Linked DNA regions of Mus musculus: regions 1, 2, 3, 5 and 6 are each linked to region 4. A link is a loop called in an ENCODE intact Hi-C map of the cell type or tissue named here. Cell type or tissue: left cerebral cortex. All regions are shown on one strand.

The links. Hi-C counts contacts between places; a loop is a spot of excess contacts. Peaks named below come from ENCODE experiments on the same cell type or tissue, not always from the same donor. Only the 100,000 strongest peaks of a DNase experiment are listed, where the experiment ranks them.
Region 1: a loop joins it to region 4, with 10 times the contacts of the local background. A loop is called at or near these places in 13 of 42 quality-filtered maps.
Region 2: it touches region 4 in a loop (5-fold over the local background); 10 of 42 quality-filtered maps call a loop at or near these places.
Region 3: it touches region 4 in a loop (3.0-fold over the local background); 4 of 42 quality-filtered maps call a loop at or near these places.
Region 5: a loop joins it to region 4, with 2.5 times the contacts of the local background. A loop is called at or near these places in 4 of 42 quality-filtered maps.
Region 6: it touches region 4 in a loop (3-fold over the local background); 10 of 42 quality-filtered maps call a loop at or near these places.

What each region holds. Positions count from the first base shown.
Region 1 is chr9:80,329,158-80,334,157 of GRCm38, forward strand. The region is part of intron 14 of Impg1 (interphotoreceptor matrix proteoglycan 1); the gene reads right to left. Among named protein-coding and RNA genes, the nearest start is that of Gm27227, 66 kb to the left of the region's middle. In left cerebral cortex, a CTCF peak has its summit at 3,104 (motif pointing right); DNase peaks (open chromatin) are centred at 3,150 and 4,499; H3K4me3 peaks cover 431 bases.
Region 2 is chr9:80,940,440-80,945,439 of GRCm38, forward strand. No RefSeq gene overlaps it. Among named protein-coding and RNA genes, the nearest start is that of Gm35397, 24 kb to the right of the region's middle. In left cerebral cortex, a CTCF peak has its summit at 2,746 (motif pointing right); a DNase peak (open chromatin) is centred at 2,747.
Region 3 is chr9:81,031,876-81,036,875 of GRCm38, forward strand. No RefSeq gene overlaps it. Among named protein-coding and RNA genes, the nearest start is that of Gm39381, 41 kb to the left of the region's middle. In left cerebral cortex, no CTCF peak of the experiment used is centred here; no DNase peak of the experiment used is centred here.
Region 4 is chr9:81,624,693-81,629,692 of GRCm38, forward strand. Htr1b (5-hydroxytryptamine (serotonin) receptor 1B) reads right to left here. Exons shown (of 2, transcript NM_010482.2): 2 at 3,599-5,000. Among named protein-coding and RNA genes, the nearest start is that of D430036J16Rik, 4.7 kb to the right of the region's middle. In left cerebral cortex, a CTCF peak has its summit at 2,423 (motif pointing left); DNase peaks (open chromatin) are centred at 572, 1,428, 2,440 and 3,318; H3K27ac peaks cover 403 bases.
Region 5 is chr9:81,040,788-81,045,787 of GRCm38, forward strand. No RefSeq gene overlaps it. Among named protein-coding and RNA genes, the nearest start is that of Gm39381, 50 kb to the left of the region's middle. In left cerebral cortex, a CTCF peak has its summit at 1,901 (motif pointing right); a DNase peak (open chromatin) is centred at 1,911.
Region 6 is chr9:80,301,127-80,306,126 of GRCm38, forward strand. It overlaps Myo6 (myosin VI), which reads left to right. Exons shown (of 33, transcript NM_001039546.2): 31 at 2,147-2,173. Among named protein-coding and RNA genes, the nearest start is that of Gm27227, 38 kb to the left of the region's middle. In left cerebral cortex, a CTCF peak has its summit at 2,586 (motif pointing left); a DNase peak (open chromatin) is centred at 2,597.

The sequences.
Region 1 (5,000 bases), 1.3 Mb before region 4:
TTGAGCTAATGTTTGATATCCCATGTGGATTCTCACCATAGGCAGAGGACACTCATGCCATTGTATAACAATACATTTTTGAAATGTCCCCAAGGATCATGACCTGGAACCTCTAGCTATCTCAGGAGCAGAAACTCACATTGTCAAGGGCATATATATATATATATATATATATATATATATATATATATATATATATATATGAACCACTATGCCTGGTCCCTGTACTACTTTTATAATTCAGTTATCAAGTACAACCCAAGGTCAACACTCATTTCTACTTATAACGTTTAGGTTTCTACATCAGTGTTAGACTACATTGTGTGGTTAGACTACAGGGTTTCTGTAGCACATGCTTCAAGACTCTATGGAGTTGAGAGAAGCTGAGAGTGGCTAGGAGCCCGCCCCCTTCCACATCAGCCCCTCCTCTTACCAGCTGATTCAGGCTTTCATAAATGTCTGTTGAATAAAGGTTTCCCCAACTAAGCAGAAGCTCAAAACACTGCCATGCTCTGCCATGAGGCAGAACATTTCTCATAGGAAGCATGAAAGCTCTATTTTCTTTTCATCTGTTCAACACGACAGCAATGAACGCAGCTTGAGATGGGTGCACTGCTGTGTGTATCTTGTGAGCTTTTTGGTGTAAGCTTTTTGGTGTCTTCTGTATCTTGCTTATATATATATTCCTGAATTGCTTATATAATGTATTTTGTATGCATTTCAAAGGTCCTGAAAAGCTTTCCCAACCTGCTTGCTGAGGAAGGTACCTCCTATCTCTCCATCATGCAGGCAAAACCACCTGAATGTCCCCTGATGCCTTGAATACTTTGAAGCATTTTCTAGTTCAAGATAAAAAGATTAAGGTTCTTGGGGCTAGAGAGATGGGTCAGCTGTTAAAAGCACTTGCTGTTCTTCCAGAGGTCCTGGGTTCAGTTCCCAGGACCTTGTGGCTCACAACATCCATTATTACAGTTTCAGGAGGTCAAATGTTTTCTTCTGACTTCCATGGGTACTAGGGATGCCGCGTGCTACACACACATATAATCCAAGCAAACATTCACATACATAAAATAAATAAACCTAAAAAAGCTTTCAATTTTTAAAAAGCATAGGGAATTTGTGTCTTCATGAAGGTTACAGGTTCTTGGTCGACCAATTCTCTCTTTTTCAAGTCTTTTTCTGGTCTCAAGTGAGTTCATATTCTTCAGATCTTAAAGTAATGTTTTCCTGCCTCCCCTGGCCTCTGAGTATCTGTCACCACCCAGACCAGTCTTTCACTGCATCCCATCACCCCCAGGACACCCTCATTGCTTCTTTAGTAAGCTGGGCATTGGCTTTCTCTCTCTCCCCAGCATTTGTAACACTAGCACCTTGCACTGAATAGAGAGCAAAGCATCTCTTTTTGGGCCAGACCCAATGGAGGATGTGTTTAAGCTTGTATTCCATTAAGCTCTTCTTTGGGGAAATGGACAAAACTCTGGACCTTTGAAATGCATACAGAATACATTATATAAGCAAGTCCAGGAAACTGATACGGAAAATATGCTTACACCAGAGGAGAGGAATTTTGACTGGGGGTGGGAGAGAGGCTAATACAGAAGGAAAGGGAGGGAAGAGGAGAAAATTACACTAACGATGTCCTACATCACATAGCACACACACACACACACACACACACACACACACACAATTTAAATGAAGTTCCCCTTCTTGGGCTTACAATGTTTCCTCCAAGAGCCATAGACTATCTAATAAAAACCCCAACACTAAGCATGCGAAACTTCTTTTCTGGTTGTTGGCCTGGAGAGTTCAAGAGACTCCCTCAACAATACGGACTGTTGTGGATGCTCTTGCTTGCCTCCCAGAAGTTGAAGGCCATCCCTGTTGCTGAAGACACCACACATTTGGAGGATCCAAACTGGATCTGATCTGAAAACTTCCTCCCTAAGCTTTTATAGTACCGGAAGGATCTGTGTAAGCTTCCATGGAGAAAGCAATCAGTAGTTCCACCCAAACCAACACACAACAACCCGTGTGGCAGGATACCCATAAGGGCGCAAAAGCAGCATTAATATCTTGGTGGTAACCAACAGCTCTCTAATTGGACTTAAAGGCTGCTTACATGGAGAAACTGTGCCTTGTACTAGAAACCTAGCCAAGTACACATGACCAGTGAGGCCGTGAGTCTTAGAGGAGATCCTACCACCACTGCTTTACTAAATCAGTACAATTCCCAAGTGCATCCAGAATATCTATCTCTATATATACAGATAAGTGTATAAAGATACACTTATTTTAGCTCTCACCCCTCATTAAAGAAAATCTCCTCAGACAGATGGAGATCATCAGAGAAATCCACAACTGATCAAAATTCAGTGAACTACTGAATTTTGTAGAGAGCCTAGCCCTTAATGGATACATCTACTGCACCCAAGGTTCAGCAAACATCTTAGAAGAGAGGGCGGTAAGATTGTAGGAGCCAGAGACCAGGAAATCTGCTGTGAGGTTGTGTCTCCTAGAAATGACAGGAAAGCTGCCCCCCCCCCCCCGTGATAAACAAGACAAGATCAACACCAGTAGACGTGCTAATGTAGAAGGAGAAAGTCTCATGGGGGGCTCCAAGCTTAGAAAGAAAACACAAGCAACTAAAGACTTCAGAAAGTGGAGGAAAAAGTGTTTCTTAAGGATGAACCCCTAATTGGTCGTCCAATACTCAACAGTCAGACCTGAAATCATATACATACAAATTATACTAAACGGACTGAACAAACTGGATTTATATATTTAAGCGTGCACATACGTACACCAATGACAAGGAAAAAAAGGCCATTATTTTGAAAGGAAACAAGTGGGAACGTGGAAGGTGTTGGAAAGATGCAGGGAGGAGAGGAAATGATGTAATTATATTTTAATTAAAAAAATTAGAAACAGCAACACCAGCAACGGCCACAGCAGCAACAGCAACAACAGCAGCAGCAGCAGCAGCAGCAACAACAACAACAACAACAACAACAACAACAACAACAACAACGGGAAAAAATTAGGAAACCTGGGGCTGTTCAGGGCCATTTTCCCCCCTCAGAGCTATGAAGTATAGTGCTCACAAGATGGCGCTCAATAGCAAAAGAAGCTGAGAAGTAGAGCTAGAGAAACTGAAGCTCCCAAACTGATTTTTTTTTTCTTGAAAACCAGCCCGGCGCGGTGGGGAGCAGTGGAGAGATGCAGGGTCTCCAGGAGCACGTGCTGGCGCACTGGCTCTGGAATTTCAGCGGAGTCAGGCTCGGGAATGCGGTGCACACCCTGGGCCATCTTTTCCTTTTCAGGTCTGCTGCAGGTGCTGTCTACCCATGACCGCAGCTCTCGGTACTTTCGGGACTTTTCGAAGATAATTGTCTTTAAATTTAGAATACTTAAATCGGTAGACTCAAGCTGGATGGTATTGGGTTCCGGATCCATACGTTTTTACAAGTATTTCTAATAGTTCTTATTAATTAGTGTTAATTTTCACGAAGCCTAAAGGATCATGAGTCCAGGAAACCCTAATGAGTCCTGGTACTCTGTCCCCCTGTCAAAGCTCAGCCGTTAGTAATGTGGATAAGTCTCTCAAGGAAAAACAGCAGTGTTCCCACCTCCTCACACAGGGCTCTTGAGGCCACCGTGCAGCCTTACTGGATTGCAGTGGGAGACCCTGGAAGCAGGAGAGGCTGGGAGAACCTAGGAGGCAGGGGAGGCAGGGAGAGCCCATTTTCAGGCTTGACCAACTTTCCAAGACTTTCTTGCTTCAGGGAATGGGGAAAGGAATGTTTTTAGGAAGCACCTTGAGTTGATTGGTGTGTGGAAAGGAAGGCACAGATTGAAACTGAGGTGGGCTGATGTAAACCTAGCAGCGCAGACAGTTGGCCCAACAGGAAAGAGTTAAGTGGAAAATTATCTCAGGAGGCAAGGGACCCATGATATGACCCTATGAGACAGGGTCAAGGGCACAGGAGGCAAGTCCCCTTGTAGTAGGACATATTCGGTGACATTGGGAAGTTTGGGAGTTTGGTTCCTGAGAGCAAACACTTTTTTTTTTCCATTCTACAATTACAGCACAACACTATAGGACATTTCATTTGGAGAAATGCAGACTTTAGTAGAATTCACGCAGGATGCAGTCTGGTCAGTAGAAGGCCTTACAAGGGTCCATTCTGTAGAGCAGGGAATATAGCAAACAGACCTGAATTCCAGCTACTACAGTAATTGGCCATTTTGTGGCAGGTTCTTATTATGTTTCCTCCACATATTTTCTCCAATATAAAGGGTGTGGGATTTTGCCTACTTTGTAGATTTATTAAGATGAAAAAATAGCGTCAATTGTCAATTAGTACTTGTGATTATTACTGGTTTTATTGTTTGTATTGGGATGAGTGACATCTGCCTCCTTTCTCAGTGGTGACTACTAAGCAGGGATCTGGCAAGCACTGCACTTTACTGTGAGAGTGAGTTTGTTGATCCACGTTTTAGCTGAAAGCCTCTTGGACGGCAGCCTGTCATTAATTCCGACATTTGCCATTTGCCAGCCTCGGGCTTTGCCTGTGTCTGAGGAGGCTTCTTAGGAATTCAAGGGGAGAAGTTATATGTGGTGTTGCATTCTCGAGATCTTCAACCTCTGACGTATGTAAAAGCCCTCCATGCTTCTGAGGTGTTTTCATAGCCCACGAAATGAAAGGCGACCCGTGCTGCTGGAGACGCTGGCAGAATACGGAGCAAACTGTGATTTATTCTGCTTTTCAGTTTATAAATCACAGAAACTTCTAACATTGGTTTGTACTTTTATATCACAGATCCTTTTGTTCAGGGGGCTCTCAGAAGGGAAACAGCAAGCCAAACACCGTCATAATAGTATTAGCCGTGGATCCGGTTCTGATGGAGGTCACGGGAGATCAGATGCCGATTTGAATATGGAGTAATACGCCCTTGGAAGGCATGTGAGAATCTTTAGGTTGGTATTGTCTCCCTTA
Region 2 (5,000 bases), 680 kb before region 4:
TTAGAAGTATCTAATAAGGAACCAGAAAAATCCTTCTGAACTTGGCCACAGTTTGGTTTTTGAATTTCCCAATCATTGAAGCTATGTGAAACATATTTTTCTACAGTATTCTGAAAAGTATAAAATAAAAGAACACGATGAAGGAAGGGGACTTGTATTTGGGCCAGTGCTATGTAACCAGGGAAAGCTTTACAGGTGACATTGACAATGATACCTAGATACCTTGGGAAAAAAAACCAAAATCATATCCAAGTATAGCAGTAGCAGCAGCAGCAGCAGCAGCAGCAGCAGCAGCAGCAGCAGCAGCAGCAGCAGCAACAACAACAACAAAACAATAGAAAAAAATAAAGTTTCCCAAACTGGTGATGAATAAAAACCATGGAAAATAGAGAATAAAATGCACACACAGTGGAGAGTGAGAAAGATTGATGGGGGTTAATCTTATTCGGACCCTCATACCATACATGGCTAGGGATTGGGGGGTTACTTTATTTACAAAACAAAACTACATGTGATTTAAAGCTAGGCAAGATATGCTTTCTGTTTTCCAAAGGGGCTTTGCTTCTGAGGTAAGTAGGACTGTAGGAGGCAGGAGATCAAGCACAAAGACCACCTGGAGGCACAGACTGTAATCCTGCAGCTTTATCTTTGCTTTGGAGAGGCCATGGGGTCCTGCAATCCAGGCGTGTCTTGGAAAAAGAAAAATTCCGTTTCATGGAGAGTTAGTGAAAGGGGATTAGAGAGCTGAGTGATGAATGACAGGTATTAAGGGAGAATTCTGGAATTTTTACCCCAGAAATGAGCAAGAGAAAGCCCTAGGGTGAGAAGCTAGGTCAGGGAGGCACACAATATTTGTGTAATGCTAGTGATATCTATAGAATGTAGAGATTTCAACAGGGCAACTTAATCTTGCTGTGGTTTGAATCTTAAATGTTCACCCAACAGCCAATATGCTGAAGGTTTAGTCACCAGTTTATGGGGCTATTAGCAGGTGCTAAAACTGTTAGTGGATGCCATCTAGTAGAAGGAAGGTAGGTCACTGAAGGCAAAAATATAGGGACACTATTCCCTTTGTCTCCGACTGCTTGCTTGCTAGCAGCCACTAAGTGAGCAGAATTGTTCCACTGTGCACCTACTCCTGCAATGATGTTCTGCTTTGCGATGAACTAAGCTGTTTAAAACCACAGCCTATGTGTGAAAATGGGAACAGAAAGTTTCAGAAGCCATGTGGCCAAATGAGCTGTGTAAGGTACCCAGTGCCACCATGGAGATAAAAAGATCAAAGGTTAAGGCTAATGGAGCAGAGAGCAAGCAGAGAAAGCAGACTAACCTTTCCCCATTAAAAAGGGTGGCATATATCCATGGGAACACTAGTTATTAACTAGGAGACAGGACCACAGACCTTTGACATATTTTTCTCTAAAGGAAAGGTATGCAATATGTTTTTAGTGTGGTTTGAGCTATGGGCATCTAAGGTATCTGGTATGTGGTTAATTTAATGGATAGATACTTGCACACTGTTATGGGCTATAAAGTATCCTTCAAAAATAAATATGTTTGAATCCTACCCTCGATGTAAGGCAGTATCTAATGATATCCAGAAAAAGGGATTTTTAGAGAGGTAATTGGGTTAGAATGTGCTATCCAGTGTGCTTGCTATCCTCATCTGAAGTAGAACACGGATGTGTGGGCTCAGAGGGGAAAGTCACCATGAGGATGTAGTGAGAAGGTAGCCATCTAAAAGCCAGGGAGCAGGAGCTCAGTAGGATACAAACCTGCTGACTTGAGGAGCTTGGGCTATCAGTCCCTACAACTGGAAATTTAAATTTTGTTGAAGAAATTGCCTGTCTTTGGTATTTCCAAAACATTCCACACACACTATGATATGCATTCCATCTTCAATTTTGTGTAAAATCTGTAACCAACTGTTCATTTAAAAATGTCAGATTTTTATTAGTTCAGTTATAATTTGAGACAGTCTTAAAATGACAAAGATGAAGTAGACATTTCTTATAATGAGAAATTCTGCACTGGGCTTGAGGACTATTTGGCTATTCCTTGGTGTCAGAAGCCCAGGTTGATGGTACCATTTTGTTTTGCTACCTACCTTTGGGATTTTATTTATGTCGTTCAAAAGATGACCAGAGAACTGGGCATACTGCTGCTCATATTTTAGCTAGACCTTAGTCACATAGCCATACTTCTCTTGAGGGAAAACAGACCAATGATAAAACCACTTGAAAATAGAGATTCCAGTAATGGAGAGAAGAGGAAGGTTATTTTCCAGAAAAGCTTTATATATAGCGCACATTAAATATATTAAATCAATATGCCACCTTGATTTTTATCTTATTACTATCATATTGGAACTTCTAAAAATCCATAAAGTTTCTAATGGCTAAGATTATTTATCCTATATTTTTTATTTTCTTTTCCTTACTTACTCAATAATGGCATCGTAGAAAAAACAGTAAGGCAGTTTTGTTACTTTACTTGTAAAATTAAAATACACGATGAGATAATTCCCTTCTCCCTTTCATGATACAGTCTCTGTGCATCATGCCATACAATGTATGTATTCATTTCTGTATCAGTAACCGAAATCAGGTCTGTAAGTGTAGCTACTATGTATATAGTTTGCTCTGTGTTGGTATGTAATATCATGCAATCCCTAACAACTCTTTTTGTAAGAAAACAATCAGATGTTATGTTGTGACAGTTTCAGGTTTGGTCATACAAATTCAACCACAAGGTGGCAGCAGGGGAGAAAATGCTCTATATTCTCAAGATTAAAGAAAAAAAAGGCCTGTTTAGAGAAATGGCTCACATTTCTAACACTTTTCATCCCTTAATTTCACACATACATTTTCTATATCCTTATAAAGAAAGAATGACAGTAGTGTTGATTCGTGTGCACTTAAATTTTAAAACAAAGAAAATGAAAACCTCTTACTTTTGGGTAGTTTTTAATACCAAATTGAGAATCTCAATATTTCAAAATAAGAACAAAGTATAAGCTGATATTTATAAAGTCATGGAAAACTCAAATTTAGAGTTTCCAAATATCCTCACTTCTCATATGGATGTTTAGCAGCATCAGTCTATATCTTGTTCTTTGCAAATATTATAATTTTGAAACAAGTTGTGAATTGAGTTATTATTTTGCCTGAGTTGGAATGATTTTTCTAACTATGAATTAATGTTAGTCATGTTTCATAGATCATAGTAACAAAATAGGTTTTCTTTCAGAGATTAAAACCGTGTTATAGTTAGGACCAACAGTCAAAAAGCAAATCTTTTCTCTACTGTTGGGGGGATGTAAGCAGTCTCAGGAAATGGATGACCAAATAGCAATAACTGTGAGACATCCGTAAACAGCAATTTTCTGTGTTAAACTTTCCATTATAGAAATAAAGATTGAAAACTAAGGTGTGCTGTGTCTTTGACAATCACATGCAGTCAAAATACGAAAACGCTGATTTTACTGATCATAAAGGTTGCTCATGAGTGGTGAAGAGGGAGCTCATTTGCCACCACAGCTCTTCCTTTCCACTGTCAGAGGCATGAGTCCTCGCTGGGTCAGAACTGACTTTGTGATTACCCAGTATATCTCCATGTGGGTGAACACCCTCACTCCCTGTTCCCATATGCCCTGGCCTTGGATGCTAAGCTCTGAACCACAAGTGATGCTTTTTTGTTTGATAAAAGAGTCTCTTAGGAACTGCAGTCCAGTCAAGCAACCAGGATTTCCCTGAAGTGTGTGCTCTATGATTATGCTATCTGACCAAACTGGTGGTCACTCTCATGTATTATTATAAACATGCTTTCTGTTCATGACAATCCTGCTTCTGCTGGCACAAGAATTCTTTCTGTCATCTCTCTGTAAGTGGTTTCTCATTCCTTGTTAAAAGGGACATCTAAAACCATTATTTTGAAGTGCTTCTGGTTCTGAGAGCCATCACTTCTTTATGGTGGTTGTTTTCAGTATGAGTGAAAGATTATGCATCTCTTTGTAGACATCTTGCTGCGGAACTAATTTTAGTAGGTCCTAGAGAAACTCATTTCTCCAATCTCACATTCCTAAGTCATATCTGTTAGAGAGAAAAACTAGCGCCTAGACTTGAGAAGCTTCGCTATCAAAGCTCTCCTGTGAATGCCAAACATTAAGTTCCTCACTTTTTGTTTGTTTCCTTGGTTTTGTTCTTTTGTAGTTTCTATTCTTTAGTTTCCCTAATGATCATAATTTATTCGGCAGCCAAATAATCCAAGGGCAACATTTTTTTTTTCATTCTGTTTGACATCTCCATCCAGTAGACTATTTAGTAAACTTTAATGGAAAATGTGCCTACCGTGCTTTAGTTACTCATTATTTTATAACACACCACCTAGAGTGGCCTTTCCTAGGTCAGCTTATCAAAGTTTAACTATATTCTCCACATTGTTCTGGATGGATCCTTGTTATAAAGGGTATTTACTTGAGATTGGGGTAGAATGAAGGACAGCCACTCGGTGTTGGCCAGGTTGGTGTCAGGGACTCCATACAGATGACTGATTGGTATACCCTCTGTCTCATCCTCATCTGTTGTTTGCATGACAGCAAAGCTCAGATATCAGCTCCGTGACAGAGGTCATCATGCTCTATATCCTACACACATGTAGATGCATGAAAATATGAGTTACTGAAGTAGATTCCAGGCTATCCTTGTAAAATTTTCATTCTGATTCCTGTTTTTCTTGATTCCCTTTCTTTTTCGTGTCTGCTTTATCAAAACTGTATATATTTGTCATTAAAGCCATTTGTCCTTCTCAAGTGCCTGCCCTATTATCTTGAGGCTGTTTAGCCCATGTGCAGAAGCAATAATCATGTATGAAAACTAAGCTCTCACAATCCAAACATCATATTAAATCCATTATTTTATATAATTTTAACAGCATTTATTTTTATTTCATTTTTTATTAGATATTTTCTTCATTTACATTTTAAATGCTATCCCAAAAGT
Region 3 (5,000 bases), 590 kb before region 4:
ACACTAAAGTGAATAATCAACACTATCCTTGCTAGTGCATTTACAGTGACAATAGAGAGGAGCTGTGATTTATGTGTTTGTGTGAGCAAAGTAGGTTGTAGCATAAGCAAGGGAGGTCTGCGTTTAACTGCCTGTGCAGGGCAGATTGGAAATAACTGGGTTTCATGGGCTACTGAGGTTGAGCTCTGTCTGGAAGATCTCTTCTCTGATTTAATTTTACCTCTTCACAGAACATTTAAACTCATCCCTTTTGGGCATGGATTATAAATGCAGTGATCATATGTAATATTTAGGGTCCTCCTGGCAGTAGATACATTTATTTTCTTTTTAGAACTAGTTAAAATATGGTATGAGGTAAGGGTGCCAGTTTAATTTTTCTCTCTTTATTGATACCATGGCAATTTGTTAAATAATCTATTATCTTTCTAATGGCATTATCAGATACTATGTGTTGGACATGTGTAGGTATGGTTCTTCAATTTGTGCCCTGTATCAGTGCTTCTAGGATTGGAAAACATCAACATTCTAATGATTTCTTTTTATCATTTAACTGGTGTGCTATGGTTTCATTGCTGTGAACAGACACCATGACTAAGGTGACTTTTATAAGGACAACATTTAATCGGGGCTGGCTTACAGGTTCAGAGGTTCAGTCCATTATCAAGGTGGGAGCATGGTAGCATCCAGATATGATGCAGGAAGACCTGAGAGATCTACATCTTCGTCTGAAGGCACCTAGGAATAAATTGACTTTCAGGCAGCTAGAACAGACCCGAAGTGACATACCTTCTCCAAAAAAGCCACACTGACTCTAACAAGGCCACACCTCCTAATAGTGCCACTCCCTGGGCCAAGCACATACAAACCATCACAACTGGTGAGGAAAACTTTTAGCCATTTTGCTTACAGTTTATAAGTTTCGGAATAAATTTTAAAATTGTGTTTCTATTTAAATATAGAACTTTTAAGCACTGTTACTGTTCAAAACCCAAAGACTGAAGGGTGTTCAGTGAAGATTTTTCTATCTGTTTTTGTTTGTAAATCCTCCTAGATCCCATGACAACTTCCAAACTTTCAACTGTCATGTCAAACATATTCCAGGACATTGTTTTCCTGCATAAAAAGAATGACTTTAAAAGGTCCCTTTGACACATTACCATATACTCAAAATGCAATCATTTTAAAATATGAGCAGCTTTTGTTTCAAGGTGCAGAATCTAACCTAGAGCCCATGTATGCTAGTCCACTGGTCTACTGTTGACACTTCTTCTGGCCTTTTCAGTCCATATTATGGATGATTATGATTCATTTAACTGGTCCTCTATGGATGGACAGTTTTGCATTCCAAAGCCAGATGAAGGACAGGAGAGCACTACCCATATCTAGGACAGTTCTCAGAGAGTATGGCAGCAGTGGGGTCACTCCTTACTCAAATGAGGCATGGGCCTACTCAACTGCATAGAGACAAATGCCATGTCATGATAAAGCCTGTTAGGCTCTGTTTCCCCAGCAGAGAACTGGCTTGTCATAAATCATGTGACCAGGAGGTGCTAATCTAACTGATATTCTTTGAAAGTTTCTATCTCCTTGAGCAAGCTTGTGTGTGTGTGTGTACACATATAGATATATACTGTATGTGTGTATCTGTCTTCAATCAGGTTTGCATATGCAAATTAGGTGCATGTTCTCTTGTTCTTTTACCCTCTCCTCCCTGTGACTCCAGCTATATAAACCAACCCTGTCATTCCAATGAATGAGCTGTCCTCTGACAGTCTTCTGGGTCATCTTTACTTGCAGTACTCACTGCCACCAGAGACCGTGTTCTCCAGCTCCTGTGTATCCTGAGATCACCAGTGTGCATATCAGGGGTAGAGGACTCACAGATAATCTTCTGCTCTTATAGGCAATTACACTAAGAAAAGTTTTAAGTACAGAGAAGATCCCAAACAACTGCAATAGCAGATTGGCTTAATAGACACAGAGTCATTGTGTAAAAATGCAGCAGCAATTGTAATTGGAGTCCTCAGCAAATTGCCTTCTACATGGAGTAGTTCAGTTTTACAATCTTTAGAAATATTTGAAAATTGTGTGCTTTTATTCTGTCTTGCCAACATTTTAATAGTATCAAGATTTAACTTGGCTAATATGGTTGTTAGAATGGACTCCCACTTGCTTGCATGGTTTTTTGTTTGGTTGCTTTTTGGGGGGGGGAATGTTGTTTGTTATAGTTATTTTGTTTGTTAACTTCTTAAATATTATGTATTTGAGTACACTATCACTCTCTACAGACATATGGAAGAGGACATCAAATCCCATTACAGGACCAATAGAAGAGCAGCCAGTGATCCTAATCACTGTGCTCTCTCTCCAGCTCCCAAGATTTTAATCTTCCCTTGTACCAAGTGAGGTTACGAACCTTTTCACAAGTCTGAATGTTGTGTGACACTATTCCCAAGGAGTTAGGAACCTGGAGTAAGAAGAAGATAAAAAGAGGGAAATTGTAGGACACAGTAAAATGGGTGAGGGAGATTTGCCTGGTGAGGGAGGAGAGTGGGAAACAAAACCCCAGTGCCAGTCATGGGAAGGAAACCTTTAAAGTTGTTGGCCAGGGGAATACAAGAGACTCCATGGAACAATACTGGCTATTATTATGGCCTTTGCTGACTCACAGAAAAGAAAGCAAGATCCTATTGCTGAAAATACCACACATATTAGACACAGGATTTTGAATTGACCTGAATCCTACCTGGGAGATAGTCCTTCTTGCTGAGGAGTAGCCCTTATAGCTTCAAAAAGAGTCGGGCAAATGGTAGCCAAGTATTCAGAAGGAGTAAAGCAATCAGGAGTCCTCTCGAGCTGTAATAATGACCAATTGCAACAATGACTACTATGGCAAGATACCTGCAAAGTACAGTAGTGGTGCTTACATGCTGGAGGTAACCAAAGACACATATTTGGAATTAAGGCCCATGTAATAGGAGGAAATTCATCCTTGGCACTGTAAATGTAGCCAATTACCTGTGGTTTGTGAAGCCTTGGAACCCAGAACAGACTACAACTGCCAGTTTCCTAAACCAGTATAATCAATAACTACATTCTGAATATCACTTTTATTTCCATAGATAAGTATAGGTCTCATCCATCATCAAATAAGCATCTTATTGCAACAAATGAAGACCATTACAAACAAACACTGTAACAAAACAAAACAAAACAAAACAAAACAACAACAACAACAACAAAGCCACTCAACCAAACAACCAACAAGCAAAAAACACAACTTGTCAAACTACAGAGATCAATTCACTGTGGGGTGCCTGCCTCCAAATTATACATTTACAAAACAGCCTGTTCACTTAAGACTAAGAGAACATCTTGGAATATGGGGTGGAAATATTTTAAGAGCAAGAGAATCAAGGTTGCTGCTACCAAATTGATTCTTCTTAAAAAAAAAAAATGACTGCATGAAGTGAAGGATGAGGGGTAGATCTGGGAGGAGGTTGGCAGTAAATGATCAGGTACACTGCAAAAAATTCTTTAAGACGTAATAAAATTATAAAAATACTTTAAATATAATGATTTAATGTTAAGACTTTCAAATTGGAAAAGTATGTTACCGATAGTCACTAATTTCCCCTGCCTTTTAGGAATATTTAAAATTTTTTACAAAGGTTTAAACATTTATAGTAAATTCTTTTCCTGGTAATCTATATTTTTGTAACTATTGGAATTGATATTTTTACATTAAATTTTAATTGGTTATATATAAATATTGCTCTCTGTATACTGATATTATGACTTCTGACTTGCCAAAATTTCTTTTATAATCAAATGTATAAAGTTTTATACTCTGTTGACTTTTTTAAAGCTTTGCTATATCTCATTTTATTTCTAGTAAAAGATGAGAAATAACCTTTTTCATAACTTAATTGGGAAGCCTTTAAATGCTTCTTCACTGAGGATAATGCCAGAATATTAATTTATCTCCTTTTCTCTCTCAGCTCTCTATGTGTGTGTGCACATTGTACTTGGTGAAAAAAAAATTAATCTGTAACTTTTTGTACCGATTTTCAAAGTAACTGTTACAACTCTCAATGAAATTGATGTAGTTTAATAGGTTTATCTCAGGAAATGAACTCTCCTTATCAAGAAATAGACATTCCTATTGGTTCCTATCAGTTGACTCGTTGAATGTTCTAGAGCTTTCTTCAGGTAGGCATTTCACTCAAGTGACCTTTATCTCTTCATCACATATCTAGTTCTTGTATTTCAACCATTTTACTGCAATTCTGAGCTACTTTTGATGGTGCTTTAAATTTTGTCTTAATAAAACAATGATTTCTCTTTGATCAGATCATACATTGCTTTCTGAAGGTTTTCTTCCAGTGCAAGCTCCTATAACTGTTCAGGTAAGGTTTTAAGCAACACCTTCATCTTTGAGCCAATTGCTTACATGACTGAGCTCTCTAATTTTTTTTGACAACTTGTCACAAACTAGAGTAACCTGGGAAGGGGAAATCTCAGTTGAGATATTGCTTCCATCAGTTTGACCTGAGGGAATATCTGCGGAGCACTTATTAATTGTTCATTGATGAAGGTGAGCCAAGCCCACTCTCATTAATACCACCTCTTGACAGATGGACCTGGGCTATATAAAAGCAGATACTGAACATGAAAGTCAGCAATCCACTTTTTTCAGCTCCTACCTCCAGGTTTCAATTTGAATTATTATCCCAAGTTCTCTCAAAGACTGACTGTTAAATAGGAGGTTAAGTAAATATTTTCTCTACCAAGTTGGTTTTTGCAGTATTTCATCAAAGCAATGAAGTATCAACTAGGACAGAAATTGTTAATAGATTCACTGGTGTGCATAGGCCCCCTCATCCTATGCTGTCTATGTTTTCAGAACAGTGGTCAGATTATTTTAATTTTTACATATTTCTTCATGTAAAATTTACAGATGAGCTGTTAAATTATATAGCCACTCTTGTTTTCCTACA
Region 4 (5,000 bases):
AGTAATTGTTTGTATTAACCAAATATAAATATCTATACAACATGTAAGTGTCCTCATGCCTCTGTATTAATAAAAAAAATCCAATATACTGAGGGAAACAGACTGTGAAGGAAGCTGAGCCTTTTACTAGATATTAACAATTATTATTTTCTTTTTAAATTTGTTTTCTACCATCTCTACTTTTATTTTATTAATTTACTTCCTTTCTCATCTTCTTTTGAAGGCAAGTCTCTTAGTTAAAAATAGTGTAAAAACAAAGGGCTATATTGAGGTCAGTCATGCTTTGCTGATTCATATGCAGGAATGAACTGCCTGGTTTGGGGTAGATTGGAGACTTATAGCTTCAGTGGAAAACCTTTACTTCAGTGGAATCATTTAACATTTTCAGAAATTGAGATATGGGTGTCATGTGAGAGTGAGAGAGAGAGAAGGAAAACACAAAGACATAATTCTATCATCTGCAAATTCTTTTGTGGTTTTTGTCTATGTTCATACGGAAAGGCTGGCTGATCCTCTACTCTCCTCTGTAACTAAGACAAGCTAGGTGTTCCTGCAGACCTCTATTATGCAGAGCAATTCCTGGGCTAGCATCATCAGACTTTCTTGGGCACACCAAGTCCTCTGCAGTCTGCTCTGCTGCTTCTTAACTCCTCAGGTGAGTCGTATGCCAGTTTAGTTTTGAGAAAAATACTTGTAAAAACTCAAAAGTCTTGTCTTTCCATTTAGCTCTAGGGTCTTTACAGGCACATAGCCTGTGTGTGCTAAGCCTTATATTTCAGGCAGTACAGACCTGTTGTCAGTGGGGCATAACTTTGGCCAGAGATGAGAGTTCTCTGGACAGAAGTTTCGAAATAATGTGTTAGGCTTGGTTTCAGTTATGTAATTCAATAGTAAGAAATGCAACCCCAGGTAAACCAGTTGTGGTGACACAGTCATAGTTCTCAACTGAAAACATTGGGATGTAAATGTCATCAAAGGGATCTCATGTGGTCCCTTTGGTCCCTTCCTACCATGTGATTATCTCAGCATAACAGTCTGTGGGAATGCCCAGAGGAGCAGGGCAAAACTGGGGGTGTTGGGGGATCTGAGAGAAAGGCACAACTTGGGTAGAAAGATGAAGCCCTGTGATAACATTCACGCCCAGGACAGATAGCCAGCCCAGTGCTGAACCCACTAGGTGCTCAGCTAGTGAACCCTTGAATCACAGAGCAAGCTGCCACATCTGGGCTAAGAAGTAATTCATGCAGGAGGGTTTCAAACATCCTGGGTACCACTCCTTGACTAGGTAACAAGGTTTCCTACCATTTTCTGTCACAGTTGGCACATTACCAGCATGTTCCATACTCTTGAGCAAGAGTTATTCTGAAATCTGGTTATCCTAAAACAGGAGGAGACCAAGCAGAGGCCCATGTGTGGTGTGTTCCCACAGAGTCAAGGAGGAAGTGACTCATGGCTGCTTGCATCATTAAAGTAAGGCATGTGTAATATTTTAAAGGATTTATCATAAGTGAATCTCTCCATTGCCATCTGTTCAGTTTGGGTACAGGAAATATTACAAGCCCATTCTTAGATTGCCAGTTAACAGCTTTAAAAACATGCATCTTTTGTGGTGTGTGCAAATATGTGGAGGAAATGGATATTTTCCATTATGGATAATACTCAGAATATGGTTTAGTCACTCTCTTAGTCAATTGGTCCAATTGCTACTATAATCCTAAAATGTGTATGTTGCCTTTGAAACTTCAGTGTGACACACAGATGTGTGAAATGGCACTTCGAAAACTGCCCACTGCGGACAGTGCAGATGCTGAGAATGATGGCAGTGTTAATGAGCAGTGGCAGCAATGCTCACCTAGGATCTGTCTGCTTCTGTAAAAATTATCTTTCTGAAACAAAGGAAGGAAGGAAGGAAGGAAGGAAGGAAGGAAGGAAGGAAGGAAGAAAGAAAGAAAGAAAGAAAGAAAGAAAGAAAGAAAGAAAGAAAGAAAGAAAGAAAAAAGGAAGGAAGGAAGGAAGGAAAGAAGGAAGATAGAAAGTGATAAAAAAAATCCCAGTAGTGATAAATGTTCATTCAAGTAAATAGTTTGGTTATTTTTAAATAAACGTGTTGTCTCCTAACTTCTGAGTTCATTCCATGTCATATTAATAAAAGGCCACAATATTAAGACTAAATTAAGGAAATAACTGAGTATACACTTTAAGTGTGTTTAGAATAAATTGTCTGCCTGAGTTTGAAATTCTGAAAAATCTGCTACTTTTGAATCAGTGATGGAGGGAAAGGACTCTGTCTAGTCTCAGGAAGCTCAGTTTTCACTGAGCCTAGAGGAGTTAATGTCACTTGCAAATCACCTAGAACGAACTGAGACAGCCTTGACTGGAAGCAGCAGCATTGGCTGACTGTTCAGAGGCATTCTGCCCCCTGGTGGACGGCCCAGAGTTGCACGCGCTTCAGTCCCTTCCCACACCCTTCCCTTCTGAAAACTCCAGGAGAAGCTCCAGCGGAAAGCTTTTTAACTCCTCCACATATATATATATATATGCATTTGGAGCAACAATTTCCTTTTATATAATATAAAAATTCTTGGCTTCCAAATCAGACCTTCAGAGCTAAAATAAAATTTCTACGCATCATTGTTGGTTGTGACTAAAAGAGGAAAAATGAGGTGATGGGAAGGGGGTGTGAATGTGTCCAGGGACTGTGGATTGGAGATGACAGCTGTTCATCTGTACAAGAGGGGAAAGAGGGCTTAAAGGGAATGAAAGAAAGCCGTCGGAAGGAAGCTGGATATCTCTAATTGACCCTCTTAGCTACCGCAAACCATTTCTTGCCTTTGTCCTTTGGACTAGGAATCACCAGCCAAGAGTGGTGCTTGCAGAAAACTGCTAATCTCAATCATTTCTAAGTTAGGCAAGATCTCCCCATTCCAGCTAGTTAAAACTTCCTCACTCTACACTCTCAGATAACCTTAATTTTCTACACGTCAATTAAAGTGCTTTCCTGTGAAGGAAGAAAAAATGACTAAGAAGAGGAAAGATTTCTAAATCCCTCTCCCCTTCCAAAGTCAACCCTTTTACTCAATACGTATAGGCTTTAAGTCTTTGCAACAACTTAAAACTAGATGGTATTTTGGAAAAAAAAAAACTGCATACTCCACCATCTACATTTACCACTGAAACCTAGGATATCTGGCTCCAGAAGTGACCTTTCCTGGTTAGCTCTTTAGATCACTCAACCTCCCCTGAGGTCAGAAACAGGTCTTCTTTCACTCACCGTCTTCTTTCTTTCCTTTTGTATTTTACTCACCACACAGGAACTTGGAATCTTCAGATTCCAGAACACTTAGGACGATCTCCTTTTAAAATGCTGATCTCGAGAACATTTTGATAGTAAATGGGGCTTTCCTTCTTTACAGAGTCCAAATTCCCTTTCAAACTCTTCCTACACACATAAACTGATCTCCCGGAACCATGGCAACACAAGTCCATTCATCACCTTGCTAACTGTCATCTGTCCTCTTGTGAAGACTCAAACTTCAAGGCAGATCCCCAAAATCAGGTAACGCAGTCTTCCCATAGTAATAGAACTACTACTAAAAACTTTTTAGAACACAAAAAAGGACTTTTATTTCATCATATACCTAAATTTATTTTCCAATTACACATTTTCTGAGAGGTGAAATACCAAAGGCAATTTCAGACACAGAACTCCAACAAATACACACAGTCTGAGACATTACTGCTTGAGTGAGCTAGAGTCCTCTCAGTGCTTCCTGCTTAAAGAAGGTAAAACTAAGATAATAGAGAGGAAGTGAACAATATTGTTCTATAGGAAATTTGTTGAATTCCTTAAACATTCATTCCTTGGGTGCAGGGTCCTTTTTTTTTAAAGGAAACTCTAAAGTTCCTACAAACACAAGACAATATTTGTAATTTTAGATGAGTATACATTCATATACTTGAGTGAAATTTTGTGCAATTAAACAATATGGAAAATGGTATTTGTTACCATAGTCAATGAAAATATAGTTTCATTTCTATGCAAGTTAAACATCTCCATCTCCCATTTTATGTTCTGCAAAAAAGACATGTGTCCAGTTTAAGAAACAAACTATGCTTATATGCAATAGGAACTGCAAAGGAGCTTAACAGTCCTAAATGCGTACCCCTGGGATGAATATACACCTTGCATATCATGTGCAATGCTGGACGATGATCCTAGATCTCTTATCACTACAAAGGTTTGCAAGCTTCTATTGGATACACGATGCCCCAAATTCAGTCAGTTCAGCCAAATACTCAAGCAATAATTAAGGTGGGTGATTTACAAAATGGCAAACAACCCATTTCACTAAATCGACCATGTTTATTAACATAATGACACAATCATTGTAGGTGCCCTATAAAGAAATCATTTTGCAAGTGGCTATTTGTTTCCATTAATTTTCCACTAAGGCTCTTAGAAGTTGACTTAATTGCCTCTTAGGCCCCAAGAAAACGCAGCTACACAAACAGAAGACCAACATATTAACAATATAAAAAACAAATGCATGCTCTATGTGCATTCCTCCATAGGAGAAATGTCACAAAGCACAAACAAAGAAGCTAGGGATCCAACAGAATAAACTATAGATCCCAGTCTATAGGATTATCTAATGCCTAAGATTTCATCCTACTCCAGTGTCAGGTATAATGTTGGTTGAAATTCCCTTTTTTACCTACAGTACATGTGAACTTTTGAATAGCATCTTTTCAAGAGTCATTACCCAATGTGAAGGTCTGCACAGTAGGCAAGCAGTATAATTCAGCTCACTACATCTATTGTGTGATGATCTGGACTGGGCAGCTTCACACAGGGAGTGGATCCATTTTATAAAGACAACTTCCTTCTGCAGACAAAAGGTCTCCAGTGCAGACAGCCTCTGAAGCAAGGACTGTGAATCTTCTTTGGCATATTAAACATTCCACATACACATTTGTTCTTACAGTTAACCCTTCAGGAC
Region 5 (5,000 bases), 580 kb before region 4:
ACGGCTATAGTCTCTTTAAATGTAACGTAGCTATGTAGGTGTGTAATTGATTATATCTCAAGAAACTCAGCACTTATTGTATTACCAAATTTACTTACCCTAAACAAATAATTTCCCTTTTAAGCTGTAGTTTAGAGAACACATTCGTAATGACCTCATATTTATACTCACAATTATCTCATATTTATTGGCAAAGCCAGCCAACTTAGAACTTGTTCATGAATAATCAATGCATAAACTTAGAAGAATTTGTTTGTAAGAGCCCAAAATTCTATGAATTTCTTGCAAAATGATGAGCTAAATAATGTTTTAACACATCTAACTTTTATTTAATTATGCAAGATGAAAGAATTGATAATAAAAGCTCAAGCCCTGGTTTTAAATGCAATATATAGATGCAGTGTGTAGTTTTAATAAATTAACCGCACTTAATCTGGCTAATTGCAGTCTCACCCACCTCCATGGCCAGCCCCAAGTGGTAGTCTTGCCCTGGTTCCCATGACCAGATGCTGCCGTGTTGCTTGCACTTCCCAGGCCATTAACCCACTGTGGCTAGTCTTCAGGAAGCTCAGATCCCTCAAGCCCTATAAAATGACAACACTAGAGACTTGTAATATCCTAGCCAGATTTGTAACTGCAAATTTCCAACACTAAAATGCCTGCTCAAAGAACACACAACTTAGTTGATATAAATACAAGCTGCACACCTAGATTGTTCTATTGTCCATCTATGAAATCCCTCGCTACTTGAGGCTTGTCTAGGCATGTAGTTCTAGTTCATCTTCCTTTTCCTCCATCTTCTCTCCGTCCTCTGTCTCATCTCCTCTTTTCTTCCTCTCTAAGAATTTCAGCTTTGCCTTTTCCTTTCACTGCCCAATCACAGGCTCTAGCCTTATCTGACCAAAACAATATTAAACAACCAGACCCCCCCCCTCCCACCTGAGCTCCCAGGGACTAAACCACCAACCAAGGAGTACACATGGCTCCAGCTGCATATGTAGCAGAGGATGGCCTGGTCAGGCATCAATGGTAGAAGAGGTTCTTGATCCTATGAAGGCTCTATAGATGCCCCAGTGTAGGGGAATTGAGAGAAGGGAGGCAGGAGTGGGTAGGTGGGTAGAGGAACACCCTCGTAGAAGCAGGGGGAGGGGGATGGGATAAGAGGTTTGGGGGAGAGAGGAAACTGGGTAAGGAGATAACACTTGAAATGTAAATAAATTAAAATAATAAATAAATAAATAAATAAATAAATAAATAAATAAATAAATAAATAAATAAAATTATTAGGAACAAAAAATATGATTTTACCTGACCTCACCTGAGTATGGGCACCACTCTTGAGGGAGCAGAAAATACAAACTGCAATCCACAACATATAGATGTAAATATTTTGAGGTAGATGTAAAACAAAGGTTACTGAGCAGGTGCCACACAGTTTTTAATTGCCACATGGTCCCTATGACAGCAGCACAACTGTGCTGTTTTGTAAATGAAGCCATCAGAAACCTGTAAATAAGTATACTCAGCTGAATTACAAAACACTTGTTTTTGCCTTTGCTTTTCTTAAAGTGACATACTAAAATTGGCCCATGGATCATAGTTTGCCAATCCTTGGAATAGAATAGTTTGCCATATAGAGATAAAAGTCATAAAACCCTTAAACCCAGAGCTTATCCATGTGCTCCAAGATGACTTTGTGGTTAGTTAGCTGCCCATTCTCATGGTGACTAGTGATGGAAAGTTATTAAAATATGATTAAAATATACTAAATATGATCTAACTTTTGTTCTCCCCTTCCACCAGGACTTATGAATCTTTAAAATCATATTTATATATTTTTATGTGCATGGGTATTTTGTCTACATGTTTGTGTACCTTGTGTATGTCTGGAGCACAGAGAGGCCAGAAGAGGGCATCAGATCTCCTAAGACTGGATTTATAGATGGTTGTGAGCATTCCTGTGATTCCTGCTAATTGAACCCAAATCTCTGAAAGGCAGCCAGTGCTCTTAACCATTAAGTAATCTCTTCAGTCTCATAGTTTCTTTTTAACTTTTTGCTTCTAGTGTAAGAATAATGACTTTCATCTAATCTTTAGTATTTTCTTCAAATCAAGGGTGAATTAAATTTTGGCTTCTCATTCATATTTTTATGTGAACTTTTCTTTGTGGGTAGGAGTGAATCTTCTCTCTCTCTCTCTCTCTCTCTCTCTCTCTCTATATATATATATATATATATATATATATATATATATATATATATATATATACATACATGTGTGTGAATATGTATGTATATGTGTCATATATGTATGTATATATGTGTGTATATATGTATATATATATATATATATATATATATATATATATATATCATAAGTAACTCAAAACACACACACACACACACACACCCCACCACCACCACCACCAACAAGTAAAAAATATCCCCAATTAAAATGGGCTGTAGACCTGAATGGAAAGTTTCCAAAAGAAGATATGTGTATAAAGTATCCAATTATAATTATGTAAATTCAAATTGAAAATTCATTGGGATTTCACCTTAATCCAGATAGAATGGATAAGATCTAGAGAACACCATCCCATAATCAGCCACCAAACACAGACACTATTGCATATGCGAACAAGATTTTGCAGAAAGGACCCTGGTATAGCTGTCTCTTGTGAGGCTATGCCAGTGTCTGGCAAATACAGAAGTGGATGCTGACAGTCATCTATTGAATGGAACACAGGACCCCCAATGGAGGAGCTAGAGAAAGTACCCAAGGAGCTGAAGGGGTCTGCAACCCTATAGGTGGGACAACAATATGAACTAACCAGTACCCCCAGAGCTCATGTCTCTAGCTGCATATGTACCAGAAGATGGCCTAGTCGGCCATCATTGGGAAGAGAGGTCTTGCAAACTTTATATGCCCCAGTACAGTGGAATTCCAGGACCAAGAAGTGGGAGTGGGTAGGTGGAGGAGCAGGGAAGGGGGAGGGTTTAGGGGACTTACAGGATAGCATTTGAAATGTAAATGAAGAAAATATATAATAAAAAAATTGAAAAAAATCTAAAGACCAATTAACAAGTGCTGGTGAGGATGGGGAGGCAGGAAAACTCTCATTCATTTTGTTGCTGCTATACAAACTCCTGCAGTCACTATGGAAACCAAAGTATATAATCCCTATAAAACTAACAATGTATTTGGCATATATCATAAGAACATGATTATCTCCTGAAGAGATACTTGCTTAGCCATGTTTATTACTCTTGTACTCACAGTTGCTCTGACATGGAAGCAGCCTAACTAATGAATGAGTAATTAAAATGTGGTACATACATACATGGAATTCTATTAAATCATACAAGGAGAACATGAATTTTAATGTAAATGAGTAGAACTGAAAAATATTATACTTAGTAACATAACCCAGACCCCTGAAGACAATGTTCTCTCTTATTTGTCAATCATAGATCCATATCCTCACATTAGAGTATATACCTTGGAGTACCTTTAGAAGCCATGAACAAAAAAGTAAGAGATGATGTAAAATGGAGAAGTTCTAGAGAGGGAGATAGTAGGTAATATAAAGAGGGGATAGTGTGGTAACTTAGGTGGGGAGAGGGAAGGAGGGCAATGTAAAGGAATAGGGAGGAAAGAGAGGCAAATAACACCTCTCTTTGATATTTGAAAAAAATCACAGAAAAAGAAGGAGGAGGAGGAAGAGGAGGAGGAGGAGGAGGAGGAGGAGGAGGAGGAACACACTTGCCATGTTGTCTAACCACTGACTGTGTGAAGTGATTCTTAGAGCATTATTGCGCAGAGTCACCCACAGCCTGATTTCTAAATACAGACATTGTAATTCAGCAGGAAAAAAAAATTCCAAAAGACATTTTCTGTACTCTGGGGTCAGATGAAAATTTCCATTCTGTAGAAATATGTCTCTGTATCTAATGAATGCTATCTGCCCTTTGCCTTGAACACTGAAAAGCAGAGTTGTTGGCTTAATTAAGGAATTCTAATGAAATATTTACAGTAATATGAAGTAATCAAGTTATCATTATTTGCCTTGACATTTGGTCTTTTCCATCTAAGATCTTTGGCTCTGTTCTTCCCTCATTCTTTTCATATTATGTGAAATGCCTCACAATGCCAGGATAAGAAAAAAAAATCTTTCTTCTTTCTCAGGAACAACTTAGAAACAAGAACTGAATGTAACTATATCGATGTGATGATGATTTGTATATACTTGGCCCAGGAAGTGGTGCTATTAGGAGGTGTAGCCCTGTTGGAGTAGGTCTGTAGTAAGTGTGTCATCATGAGTGTGGGCTTCATGACCCTTATCTTAGCTCTCTGGAAACCAGCCTTCTCCTAGAAGCCTTCAGATGAAGATGTAGAACTCTCAGCTCCTTCTGCACCATGCCTGCCTGGATGTTGCCATGTTTCCATCGTGATGATAAAGGACTGAACCTCTGAACCTGTAAGCCACCCCCAACTAAATGTTGTGCTTAAAAGAGTTGCCTTGCTCATGGTGTCTGTTCACAGCAGTAAAACCCTAACTAAGACAATCAACAAAGATAAAATTTTAGAAATAAAAACAAAATAATCACACGATTCAATAACACATGTATGTAATACAGATTTATACTTATACTATGGTGTAAGTTTTCTATAACACAGGGTGCTGCCAATTAGTCATGGCTGAGGTTATATAAACCATTGCTATTCTGGCAGAATGAAAATGACCTACATATTCTCTATAGACATTTTCTCAGGAATATTACACTAGAAGTATTTAGTGACTTTGTCTATCTTCATGTAGAGTGTATTACATAGTGGAATACTGAAATAATTGAAGCAAGAAAGAAAACTAGCATTTTGAAAAGTTAGTGAACTAGCAATCAACAAGGCTTCATTTTACAAACAAGTTATTGCAAAATGGCACTCAATCATCAATGGCCCCCTGGGTTGGTGTGTGAATATATAATTATGAAATATTC
Region 6 (5,000 bases), 1.3 Mb before region 4:
ATATTTTTAATATGGCGGTGCATTCTGGAATGGGATCATAGCCTAGAAAAAGAAAGGATCCAGTTCTTGTGTCCTCCATCACCATGTCAGTTGTCCTATTTAAAAAAGTTTCACTGCAAATTTTACTTCATAATACTGTGATTTTGCCTAGATGCAGAAACCACGTGAACCAGGAAGTGGGACAGGGCAGACTCACTGGAGCTGGGCAGACTGTCACATTGGCTCAGATGGTGTGCAATATGAGCTAGACTTTCAGTTCTTTGAAAAGATTTCTTTTTAACTTGTGTATGGGTATTTTGCGTGGATGTATCTCTGCACTACACGTGTGCAGGCCAGAGGAAGGCATTGGATCCCCCGGAACTGGAGTTTCAGACAGCTGTTAGCGGCTCTGTGGGGGCTGGGCATTGAACCTGGGTCTGCTGAGAGATCAGCTGGTGCTCATAACCACTGAGCCATCTCTTCAGATCCAGGTTTTATTTAACGCAGCGAGTGGAGTTTCGTTGGATTCCTTGGTACTTTTATACCATCATAATTTTTCTTAATTCAGATTAGCATCAAGGTGACAGTAGGTTCCATATGTTCTCAACACGTGGATCTGTGGTTTAGCAATGCATCGAGTTTGAGTTCTTGGATGTAGTTTTAAATTCTCACTACTTCCCAAGGAAATAAAAGCAATATTTGATGACATTCAGTTAAATGATAGGGCCTCAGCATTTCTCAGTTGTTGCAAAGAGTTGATAGCAGTAAGGAAGGTAGTGATAGTGATTGTGGTTGATTTTAGGCAAACTCTAATATGATGAGGGATTGGGGTCATCTATAGTTGAGAGGTAGTAGGTTTTGAAAGGTAGAAGCCCCAACCTTTTTTCTGTGTACTGAAAATGGCAGTAAGGTTCATTGTTTAGGTATTAAGTTTTTGCCTGAAACCATGTTTGTTTTGTATATAAGCAAACTATAAAAGACATACAAGAACAACAGTGGGCTCTTCCTTTTAGCTGTAATTGTCCTGTGATTACCTCTACCATGACAGGTATTCATTGAGTTGTAAAGTTTTCACCGCTAAATAAGTACACCATAAATGGAGGGGGCTTACAAATATCTCATGCAGTTTTCATTCAAATTTTGTTACTTTAAAAAAAAATCTTCTTTTGCCCCCAAATGAAGCAAATAACAACTTGCTGCTGTTAAGTACAGTATTATGTCAGGGAAATTTGCTAAGAGTTCTATCCAGGAGTAAAAAAAAAGATCAGAATTTTTATGCAAATACAATCAGATAATTTTTTATTTTGTCAACCTTCAGATAATTTGATTATGAGACATTTTTGTGATAAAAATCTGCTTCTGCCCATGAAGTAGTTATTCTGCTTTTCTCTGTGTTTTTTCCTCATATAAAATTTGGTCTCACACAGTGCCTGAGAGGAGTGGGCAAGGGCATCTGAAAGCTCCTCGGTCAATGGCGGGAAGTCTGTGCTTTGTAGTTTTTATATTTAGAATAATTGGGATTCGTTTGAAACCACGAAATGAGGACAGTCTGTGATTCACAAAAATAAAACCTGATGTCATTGAGTGCAAGAGTAATACTCTGATAAACTATGGTAAATTTCCATAGCGATGAAGAAGAAGCACCCCCTTGAGAGTAAGAATAGTCCCCTTCCTGGCCTGGGACACGGAGCCTGCTCTCCCCTGGTTTATCATACCATTTCCATAAATGATTTTGGACAGTTGTAAATTACCCAGTGAATATTTGTAATTGTTTCAAATTATGATTTTGGAAATAACTTCATTCAAATTCTTTAAAAAATGGCACACGTTTAAGATTTAAGAAATTTGAAGCAATTAGAATATATTGACTGTGTAAAGACAGTACTGTTTATTGTCATTAGTTAACTTTTTATGTCCCCAAATTATAAATGAAGTAGCTCCCCCTCCCTTTCTTCATTTCTTTCTTTCTTTCTTCTATGCTTTCTAAACAACCATTTTTAAAATCAGAGCACCATTTACTATAGACAATTCTTTGAGCTCTTTGGTATAGATAGAGTGTTTGCATGTTGTCACCACCTCAATTGATGGGATGTATTAATTAGGAGAATGCTCATTTAACAGCTTTGGCATTTTTATATTTTCTTCAACATACAATATTTGTTCACAGATTTTGCACCATTTTTGAACAATTCACGTAAGTCAATGGGTGGTAACTCATGCGCTAACTGGAAGAGGGATTAAAATACTTCCTGCAGTACTAACTTTCTATCAAACACTGTTTTGCTACATTGTAAGTGGACTTGGAGAACATTAAAGATGCCTGTCTGTATTAAAATATATTTTATCTTGAGATATGATACATTTTCTCGGATCAATTAAAAAATATGCACAACAAAGATTGACCACACAATGGCGTCACCTGTCAGATTTTACTCATTTAAAACTGGCTGTATGCACCTCTTACAGTAGCAAAATGCTGTCTTCATTTCCCAGCTGACCTAGAAGAAAGACTAACTCTTAGGTGCTGATTGCAGAGGCTGCATTGAGATGGTACCCATGTTTCTGTCCATGGAGATTCGAGTTCACTGTAGCAATGTGCACACATTTAATAATGACCCCTGCTGGCGGGAAGAGGGAGATAACATCTTGTGATGTACAGTCCTTCCATATCTTAGAAACTTTAGGTCACTTTTCCCTGTTCCTAAGTTCCTAGAATGAGTAGAACGGTTTGCCAGCTGGGGTTTTGTTGAAAAGAGCTGAGAACTTTAGTTAATTTTGCCCACTTGTTGGGCCTGAGTTTTCCAAGTGCTTCTTATAATTTCTATTTTGTTCTGCAGTCTGAGGCATCGTCTCATGGTGTAGCTATCCCAGACTGGCCTCCCAGTCTCAGTGCTCTGGCCTCAGCCTTCCAAGTGCTAGGGTTTGTTTCTGGATCCCTGACTTTTAAAGGGGATGTGATTGGGTGAAAGCAGATTTTTAAGAAGATTATTATCAATATTTTTTTAATGTTGCTATTTCATATATTTTAAGTAAAAATACAGCTTAATTATTTACATGCAAATGCTTTTTTGAGAACTACTTCAATGCAAAAAAAAGTCTTGGAACAGGAACAACAGCAACAACAAAAAAAAAAACCCAAAATGTGATGTTGAATTGACTTTCTCAAATATGTAGGCTGCAGGTCAAATGTAACCTGCAAATAAATAGCTGGTTCATGAAGTCCTTAAGTCAGTAGGTCACCCAAAACATCTAGGTTTCTTTTATTTATTTATTTATTTATTTATTTATTTATAATTTATTTTTTATTAGGTATTTTCCTCTTTTACATTTTCAATGCTATCCCAAAAGTCTCCCATACCCACTCCCCCAATCCCCTACCCACCCACTCCCCCTTTTTGGCCCTGGGGTTCCCCTGTACTGGGGCATATAAAGTTTGCAAGTCCAATGGGCCTCTCTTTGCAGTGATGGCCGACTGGGCCATCTTTTGATACATATGCAGCTAGAGTCAAGAGCTCCGGGGTACTGCTTAGTTCATATTGTTGTTCCACCTATAGGGTTGCAGTTCCCTTTAGCTCCTTGGGTAATTTCTCTAGCTCCTCCATTGGGGGCCGTGTGATCCATCCAATAGCTGACTATGATCATCCACTTATGTGTTTGCTAGGCCCCGGCATAGTCTCACAAGAGACAGCTATATCTGGGTCCTTTCAGCAAAATCTTGCTAGTGTATGCAATGGTGTCAGCGTTTGGAAGCTGATTATGGGATGGATCCCTGGATATGGCAGTCTCTAGATGGTCCATCCTTTCGTCACAGCTCCAAATTTTTGTCTCTGTAACTCCTATTATCAATATTTTAATGTCTAATTAAAAAAAAAAACTTAACTGAAGTTCTTAGCTCTTTTCAAGAAAACCCCAGTTGTCTTATTACTAGAAAAGGCTATCAAAAAGTTCGGTTTCTTAATTTTAATCAATGTGTTAACTCCAGGAGGCAGATACTTTACAAAATAAGTTAGTGAATAGAAACTGTCAGTGCCCTTGTAAATTTCCAATCGCTCATTCACCACCCAGAAGGGTTGGTGTTTTTAAAATATTTATCTATCCACTCATCCATGTATCTATCCATTCATCCATCCATCCATCCATCCATCCATCCATCCATCCATCCATCCATCCGGAGGCAGAGCCTCCCTCCTGGCTGGCCTGGAATTCACTTTGTAAATCAGCTGTTTTAAACTTCAAGTGTGATCACTGAGTACAGTGCAGCCAAGTACAGTGGAGGGAACAGGAACAAGAGAACAAACCTATCTCTGTTTCTACGCTAAAGGCCATGCAGCTCCTAACCTCACTAACAAGGCTGGCCCTTCTTTCATAGGCATGGGTGGTTTCTCCTTAAGTGCTTATTGCTTTCTCTGATTAGCGAATACATAAATCTAACCTTCCAGGAGCTGTTGATGTTTCTTGAGGGTGAAACTAGAGTAGGAATGTTTTCATCCTTTTGGTGTTTCTGAAAGTTCCTAGGCAAGCCGCCTGCTGCGCGTGGTTTTGTTTATCAGATGCGCTTTCATCGATGTGCTTTGATTTTCATGTCGAGGTTCTTGGAACTGCAGCAAATTGTTGTTCGACTTTCAAAGCTAGGAATATAAAGTGCACAAACAGCCTCACCTGCTTAGGGTATAAAGTCATTACTCCAGGGATGTGCTCACAAATTTGCACATAAAATAAAAGTCCAGTTACTCAGTACTGAATCGGGCAAGGTTTAGCACTAACAGAGAAGGAAGGATCATTTCTCTCCATTGGTAAGGAAGCCCATATATCCTTTGCCACTTATTTCAGTGGGTTTTCTGTCAAGAGAAATCTCATTTTGCATTAATTAATATTTTTGAGGAAAGGGTCATACTTACTATTATATGTAGGGTTTTGAGGGGGCAACTTTCTCTAAATGTATCTGTGCTAATTTGGCCTTTAAAAAAAAAACCCAAAGTTGGTAAAAGAGGAAAATGTTGAATGGACTTCTCTTTTGGTGT